Regions from separate parts of the Homo sapiens genome. Here region 2 is linked to region 1. Evidence: chromatin contacts called from ENCODE Hi-C or POLR2A ChIA-PET data. All regions are on one chromosome and are shown on one strand. Each heading gives the region's core, a stretch centred on a gene start or an enhancer-like site at or near the end of the contact. The rest is flanking DNA. Distances are from core to core; before and after follow the strand shown. Region 1 holds the start of GORASP2 (golgi reassembly stacking protein 2). Region 2 holds the start of CDCA7 (cell division cycle associated 7).

Region 1 (4,287 bases), core at 1,502-4,001:
TTCAAATCAATAAACACTACTACCATGTTCCCAATACTCAACCAGGAACTGGGGATCTCAAGATGAAAAAACATGATCGGCTGGGTGTGGTGGCTCACACCTATAATCCCAGCACTTTGGGAGACTGAGGTGGGAGAATCATGTGAGCCCAGGAGTTCGAAACAAGCCTGGCAGCATAATGAGACGTCGTCTCTGCAAAAAATCAAAAAAATTAGCTGGGTGTGGTAGTGCGTGCCTGTAGTCTTAGCTACTCGGGAGGCTGAGGTAGGGATGATTTTGAGCCCAGGAGGTGGAGGCTGCAGTGAGCTGTGATCACACCCCTGCACTGCAGCCTGGGAGACAGAGTGAGACCCATTTCACAAGAAAGAAAGGAAAAAAAAGAAGGAAGGAAGGGAGGGAGCGAGGGAATGAGGGAAAGAGAAAGAGAGAAAGAAAAGAAAGAAAGAAAGAAAGAAAGAGAGAGAGAGAGAGAGAAAGAAAGAGAGAAAGAAAGAAAGAAGAAAAGAGAGAGAAAGGAAGGAAGGAAGGAAGGAAGGAAAAAAAAAATATGATCCTTGCTCTGAATGAATGGACCACGAATGGTGGAAGACAGGCCTGTGATGATGACGATGATGTCATAGAAATGAAGGAACTGTTTCATGGCAAGGAGAGAGTCACACTGACCTTAAGGATAAATAAGTAACATTTGAGATGGGACTTAAAGGATTAGGATTTTTTCAAAGTTAGGATTTTTTAAGTGGAAAATGTAAGGAAGGGCATTCCAGAAGTAGAGAATAGCATGAATAAAATCAAGAAGGTAAGAAAGTAAATGGCTTGTGTGGAGAATAACAAGCAGCCACTCATGAGGCTGAAACATACACTACAGCTCTAAGGAAGGGCTGGACTTGCCCATGGACCACCAACGATCCACAGCCTGGGTTCTATAGGCCGCGGCTGCCATCAGACATATGGGAGACAACTGGTCCAAAAATTTTGACCACTGAACATGGCAGCAGCTTCCATCATAAAGAGGGTTATAATTGCCAAGCAGAATGAGAACATTATAATTAGATCTAGTTCTTCCATTTATTCTCTTGCATTAAATGTATTAATTTGTTGAATTAGCTGCTAGGCATTCTGGTAAATATCAAGAACATAGAGCCAACTCCACTGCAGACCCTGTCCTTGAGGAGCCTAATAACTGGAGATTTCATTTATGGATTTATGGATTTATTAGGCCTCCTAAAAATCTGCTATTCACTTACCGATAGCAAAGAAAATTATTTTTAAATTTTAAATAATATTTTCTTATTACAAAAGCACTTCATGAGCATCATAGAATATGGAACCAGCCAAAACAAAAAATAAAATATCTCTGTCACCACCCAGAGATCACCACTGTAACCCTTGGTTCATATTCTCCTCCCACATCTTCATATGCATACATACATATTAATCTGTATTTTGAGGACATGTTTTTCATTTTGTCTACAGACACATCCCGTCTTGTAACCAGCTTTTAAAAAAGACAATAATTTCCACGTTTCCATGTGAATAACTACTCTTCTAATACTCAGTACATATTCAAATTTCTCCAAATGAACCAAAAATGTCCTTTACGCTTATTTCTCCAAGTTGGCCCCCAACTCAAGCCCTTGCAATGTGTCTCTTGGTTATATTCTTCGGGTTCCTTTTAATCTGGCATAGGCCCTTTCATAGGACTCTGACTCGACAAAGAGAACTGGCCAGCTGTCCTGAAGGAAGGCCCACTTCCTGTATTTGCCTGGTTCCCTGTGGTGTCATTTTACTTGCTCCTCAATTCCCCTTACTTCCTGTAAACATCAAACTCAAGATGCCATAGAGGCAAGTTAACCACCTTGGGCTAGAATACTTCATGGGCGATAGCACGTACTTTACATTGCATCACATAGGAATCCACATAATACCTGGTTGACGCAACATCAGTCCAACTGACCACAAAGCAACTAGGGGTTTCAGAGGGAGTACACGTAAGGGGCAAAAGCAGCAACGGAATACGACAACGGAATAAGCATGAATACGACCTGGCTACCTGAAGGAGGTAGGACGGGGAACCGAGCAGCAGCAGGTGGTGGAATGCCAGGGAAATCCAACCGTGCTTCCCACGCTGGCATCGCTCTGATTATGACCAATCCTCTAATCTTATTCTCACAATTAGGGAGGAAGAAAAAAAAACAAACCCAAACCAAAAAAGAAGTTGGTAGGTGACTCTGTGAGACTACTGTTTTATAAAGGGAGCGTTTCCTTTTATAAAATTTAGCTGAGCAGATGCTAGGCAGCCCACAGGAGGCCACTATTCCCCTCAGCTGTACAGTTTGGGAAAATACCTACACACCCGGAGAACAGAGAGCTTGGTGTGTGTTGAGTTCGCTCCTGTTCATCAGCAGCCCTTTCCCCGCCTCTGGCCACCAGGGGGACCTGCAACCAAGTATGTGTTCTTTCAGGCGAGCGGGAACGCGTCTGCATAAATCTAGTCCAATCCAGGGCCCCGTAGCAAGGCGCCAAAGCTGGGGGAAGCGCATTTCTGTTCTCTCGCGAGCACGACGCGGTGCCTCCCAGTCCTCCTCCGGCCCTCCCTCTCCGCCCTCCCGGCCCGCGAGCGCTCGGGCCCCTTCCAGTGGCTCGCGGCAGGTGGCGCTGTCTGCGGCGTCGCAGCGGCCCGGGCTGCAGCAGAGACGATCTCCCGGCGGGCTGTGCGGCCCGGCTCTCCGGCGGCAGCGAGTGCCACGTCCCAAGTGCTACGCGGAGGATTAGAGCAGGCGGTGCGCTGGGGGCGGGAGCAGCGCGGAGCCCGGCTCGGCCACACCGATCGCCCGCCGCCATGGGCTCCTCGCAAAGCGTCGAGATCCCGGGCGGGGGCACCGAGGGCTACCACGTTCTGCGGGTAAGGGCTCCGACGGCGGCCGGGGAGCTGCGGGCTGGAGGCGGGGCCGGCCGCGGGGAGGCGGAGGCCCCCATGGGCTCCTTCACGGGGCAGCCAGGCCCGATCCCGCGAAGGAGCGGCGGTCGCGGGCGCTGCCTTGGTCGAGGCTGGTTCCGGAGGCCGCTCGCATCCCACCTCCGCGGAGCGCCCTGGGCACGGGGTCCGCGGCTGTAGGAGGACGGGCTGGAGCTGGAGGCGGCTGCCGGCGACTCGGCCAGGGGGCGGCCCTGGGAAGGGGGGACAACCTTGCTCTTTTTCCGCACGGCCTTCTCTCTCCTCCACCCCCCCTCATTTTTAGCTTCCAAAGTTAGGAAGGGCGCGGAGGCAACGTCTCCAAAGTGGTGACTGTGAAGGCAGCCTTTGCGCTTTCCTAGGAGAGGGATCCGGACCCGCAGTCCGGAGGCGGGGCCTGCGGCGGCAGGTGTTAAATCACCTCGGCGCCGGCCGAGTGGCCTGAAAGACCAGCAGGGCAGGAGACGGAAAACCAAATGGCCTGGAAGTAGGTTCGACGGACTTAAACAGACTTGATTTTGACCAGACTTTTCCTTTCCCGTGCCACTCCTGACCCTCCCAAACCTTCTCAAGATTTCCTGGAGTGGGAACTTCCGTTCTGTTCCGATTGCTGAGGGTGTGGTTTAGATTATAAGGTTTAGATCCACAGTGGTAAAGAGGTAGTGCAGAGAAATTTTTTTTAAAAATCGGAGTATATAAAGGAAAACAACCCTAGCTTAACTTCCAGGACGCAGAGAAACATAGTATCTCAAAAGGCGTCAGCTAAGCCCCTACCTATGAACGGCCTGGGCCTGGGTGGTACAAAGCATGTGGTCTTTTCCTCATGGAACCGGGCGACTTTAGAAGTAGCATTGATGGTTGTTTGCTGTGACACCTGTGTGAGTGTTAACATGAACAGTCAACAGAGTGGCCGCAGCGTGTAGCGCCATTTAGGGGTGTAATAGAGTGTCACTCAATATTAGCTCCTCACAGGCAAGAACGTTTTCACTGAAAGTAAGAGAGTGCACTTCCTGGTGCTACCTTCATTTCCTGCCCTGGGTCCCATGTTTTAGGTGAGACACATTCTTAAATTGCCCAGCTGTCTATGTGATAGGGCTGAGACAGATCATCTTTCTGATCTTCCGGATTATCGTGTCTATTGCCTTTCCATTACACTAAAAATCCCTCCTCTGCCATACTCTTAGTAGGAAAGGGTGATTTTTTTTTTCCCCGAAAGGAAAAGGGAGCCTATAAATAAACCGTATTATCTTCCTATCCCCTTCTGCTAACCAAACACCCAAGAGCCACACTGAGAGAGGAAATGGAAGGAGAATTGTCAGTTCCCAAATGTGAGG
Region 2 (4,127 bases), core at 1,605-4,104, 2.4 Mb after region 1:
AATGTTGTGGCTGGTTTGATCTTCTCTCCAGACCACTTAAATTTTCTCCCTATCAGCAATAAGCCTGTTTTGCTTTCTTATCGTTCGTGTGTTCTTTGGAGTAGCACTTTTAATTTCCTTCAGGAACTTTTCCTTTGCATTCACAACTTGGTTGTTTGGCACAAGACGTCTAGCTTTCTTCTTATCTCGGCTTTCAACATGCCTTCCTCACTAAGTGTAATCATTTCTAGCTTTTGATTTAAAGTGAGAGATATGTGACTCTTCTTTTCATTTCAATACTCAGAGACCATTGTGGAGTTATTAACTGGCCTAATTTCAATATTGTTCTATCTCAGTGAATAGGGGGGCATGAGGATAGAGAGACAGGATGGTTGGTCAGTGGAGCAATCAGAACACATACAACATTTATTGATGAAGTCTGCCATCTTATATGGGTACAATTTGTGACTCTCCAAAATTATTACAACAGTAATAGCAAAGATCAGATTGCAGATCACCATTATGGATATAAAAATAATGAAAAAGGTGAAATATTGCAAGAATTACCAAAACGTTACACAGAGACACTAAATGAACATGCGCTTTTGGAAAAATGGCACTGATAAGCTTGCTATACTTAGGGTTGCCACAAACCTTTAATTTTAAGCATAGTGCAATAAAATGAGGTACGCCTCTATTCCCAAATTGCTCTGCAAAGTTAAAAATTTACACTACTAACATCATTGTGGGAGTTTCTCATATTCTTAACAATATCTGGTCTTATCAGGCGCTTTAAATTTTGCCAGTCTGAGTGAAATTGTATCTCCTGTGTCAGAGGCATTTGAACTACAGCAACTCCATCTTGAATAGGAGCTGGGCAAAATAAGCCTTGAGACCTGCTGGGCTGCATTCCCAGGAGGTTAAGGCATTCTATGTTACAGGAAGAGGTAGGAGGTCAGCACACGACACAGGTCATAAAGACCTTGCTGATAAAACAGGCTGCAGTAAAGAAGCCAGCCAAAACCAAGATGGCGAGGAGAGTGACCTCTGGTTGTCTTCACTGCTACACTCCCACCAGCGCCATGACAGTTTACAAATGCCATGGCAACATCAGGAAGCTACCCTATATGGCCTAAAAAGGGGAGCCATGAATAATCCACCCCTTGTTTAGCATACAATCAAGAAATAACCATAAAAATGGGCAACCAGCAGCCCTCGGGCTGCTCTATCTACGGTGTAGCCATTCTTTTATTCCTTTACTTTCTTAATAAACTTGCTTTTTCACTTTACGGACTTGCCCTGAATTCTTTCTTGTGCAAGATCCAAGAACCCTCTCTTGGGGTCTAGATCGGGACCCCTTTCCAGTGACACTTGTTTTAATTTGCATTTTCCTGATTACTAAAAAGACGAATAGACCAGAGATCTTATCCTTAAAAAACACATACACCAAATTATTTTCTTGTGCTCCCAGGAAGACTAAAAATTTCCCTATCAGAACCTTTCACAGGCAAAGTGACTTAATCTTCCCCTGCTTCATGGATCTAGTAATTCCAAATTTTCATATATTTAGCTTTAGTGGCACAAAATTATATTCCCAAATGTTTATTCATTCAACAAATACTTACTGAGGGCCCTGTAATTCCGTAATTTCACCACCCACCGATAGCCTCTCCTCCTGGCACTCACCTTCTAGACCTTGAGCTCTTTGTCCCTTGCACAGTGGCAGAGTGATTACTGGGTAGGTATATTTAAGAAAGGCTGGAAGACTCCTTCCAATCCATTGTCCTCGGGCATTATTTACTTGCTCACAGTTTTTGTATTCAGTACACCAAGAGAGGAACACAGTATGTCCATGCACTCTCTTACTGCAAAGGAATTAATTATTCCCCAGAGAAAAGTTTTGAAATGAGGGGGAAATGCGAATGTTTTCATTTCAAGCGCTTGTTTTAAATGTTAAGAGTATAATTAGTGTCTTCTAAAGAAACTAAATTTACTTTTTCTTGTAGAAGCAAGTTTTGCTCTTCACGCACACAAAAAGCCTCGCTTTATTTCATTTTTTCGTTGTAATGCCAAGTTTGGTTAAAAGGGCAATGAAAAGTTTTCTCGTTCGCACTGACTCAGGGTAGTTCTCAATTCTGAAGACAGAGAAGATCATCAAGCCACAATTGTTCAATCTTTAGTTTCAATCCCCAACAGATAATCGTTAAAGGTTAACTATACTATAGACGTCTTCATCAAGCTGCTGCGGCTTTTCTTCTACTTTGAAAACCACAAGTAAACAAGTCGGCTTCCTGTGCTTTTTGGAAAGAAAGATCAGGATTTAACTCATTTTATTGCTTCAGATAATGGTGTGGTTCCCAGATAAGAGGTGCTACATCCAGGGGCGGTGAACTCGATTATGAAGGGTGGAGTTCGTGCTGGATTCTATGATTTTTTAAATCTTGTAAACCGCACGCAGCAATGAAAGTGCTAAACGCCATGGTGCGTGACCCGCGCCACCCTCACGCTGCTCTCCTTTACCCCCCAGACTCCACTTTTCCTCCGCCACCACGAAAATTCTTGCAAATCAGACAGCTAACCCCGGGGCAATACGAACCATTTTCGCGCCACTCGCTCAGGACCGCGCAGCTGCACAAGGAGAGTGGTCCCCGTAGCCCCTAAAGCCCCCCTTTCTCAAAGGGGATTTTAGGAGTGCCCAAGGCTATCCTTTGAGGTCAGAATATATAGGGGGGTCGTGTTTTTTCCAGGGGGCCACCTAGTCTTGCGCCATGTCTGGCCGTTACCACAGCTTGCAGGACCTGTGTCCCAACGCGGGAAAGACAGCCCGAGCCCCGCCCCTCCGGGCCCGGGTCGGCGCGCCCAGCCTGCCAGCCGCGCTGCTGCTGCTCCTCCTGCTGTGGGACCGCTGACCGCGCGGCTGCTCCGCTCTCCCCGCTCCAAGCGCCGATCTGGGCACCCGCCACCAGCATGGACGCTCGCCGCGTGCCGGTGAGGGCTGGGCGGGCGAACCCGAGGGGCGGGCGCGGTGGGTGCTGGACGCAGGCGGGCGCGGGCCGACCCTCTCCAACTCCGCAGCCTAGCGCTGCCTTAACTGGTGGCCTGCCTAGGCGTTGCCCGCTTGGGCAAGCCCCTGATTTTGTGCACCTGGGATAACTGAGGGCCATGGGGACGTTCCTGCGTGGCGTGCGCACCCGAAGTGCGGGCGGCGTGGAGACTTGAGTCGTTTGCAGGATGGCTAGCAGCGCTGGAAAGCCCTAGGCACGTGCGTCCGCCAAAGGCCGGACAGCGGCCGGGAGCGCTGGCCGGTCCCGATTTTGCCTGCCAGGCAGAGCCAGCCTGCCTGCCCCCTGGGAGGTTGTCCCGCAGCGGCCCAGCCCTTTCCCGCACACAACTCGGAGCCAGTGCGTGGCTCGCCGCGTCTATACCCGCGCTCAGTGGGTGGCCCTTGGGCGCGCACCCCGCCCGGCAAGAGACGCGTCCGCTTCTAACCGCTGAGGGCCAGCGCGTCTGAGGTTTAAGGTCTTGCGAACCGGTCTCCTAGAACTTGGGCTGCGCACGCAGTGTGAAGCGACCGTAGTCCCGGGCGGTGGTTAAGTGCATTTAAAGGGCTTGGTGGGTCAAAGCGTTCGCCGACCATTTGCTCGTTTCCTACTTCCTCCACCCCAACCCCCAACCCCCCACCCCCCACCCCCCAGCCTTACTCTTAGCTGCAGGACGTTGCTCTGAGTGGAACGTTACTTTTTGCTCTAACGGAAGCCAGAACGTAGGGTCGGGCTCCTGGAGAGGGTAGAAGAGTGGGGGTTGGGTGAAACGGAAGACAATGACATGTTTAAAATAAATATCAGGGGTTAGGGACCCTCGCGGGGGTGGGTGCGATGGGGCGTGGTTTCAGAGCTGAGTCGCCGCCCCGGTGGAGCTGGGCATTGGCTTTCCGGATGAAGAAAACCATGTGTAGCTGGTCTTGGAACCTGACATGCCTGAGTTCAAATCTGAGCCACCATGGGACTTGAGTAATCCATTTCGCTTTCCTGAGCCTCAGTTTCCTCATTGGCTAAGTGAGAATAACGATAGCACCTTTGTTGCAAAGAATTAAACCTGACGTGAAAGTGTACTTAACATAGTGCCTGGCACGAAAAACGCCTACTATA

What was found. Hi-C counts contacts between places; a loop is a spot of excess contacts on that map. ChIA-PET counts read pairs that join two places held with the same protein, here RNA polymerase II (POLR2A). Pooled maps may share reads with other maps.
Region 2: a loop to region 1 is called in a map of OCI-LY7, with 15 times the contacts of the local background. The contact joins the promoter of CDCA7 here to the promoter of GORASP2 in region 1. A Hi-C loop is called at or near these places in 1 of 168 maps with a recorded cell type or tissue (OCI-LY7), 1 of 37 single-sample maps with no recorded cell type and 5 of 50 pooled maps. POLR2A ChIA-PET finds 5 or more read pairs at or near these places in 1 of 52 experiments (OCI-LY7).

Annotation. Positions count from the first base shown.
Region 1 is chr2:170,926,502-170,930,788 of GRCh38, forward strand. GORASP2 (golgi reassembly stacking protein 2) reads left to right here and starts at 2,752. Exons shown (of 10, transcript NM_015530.5): 1 at 2,752-2,902. The coding sequence starts at 2,840. RefSeq lists a silencer at 2,531-3,230.
Region 2 is chr2:173,352,018-173,356,144 of GRCh38, forward strand. CDCA7 (cell division cycle associated 7) reads left to right here and starts at 2,855. Exons shown (of 10, transcript NM_031942.5): 1 at 2,855-2,967. The coding sequence starts at 2,947. RefSeq lists enhancers at 1,899-2,854, 2,157-2,246 and a silencer at 2,797-3,066.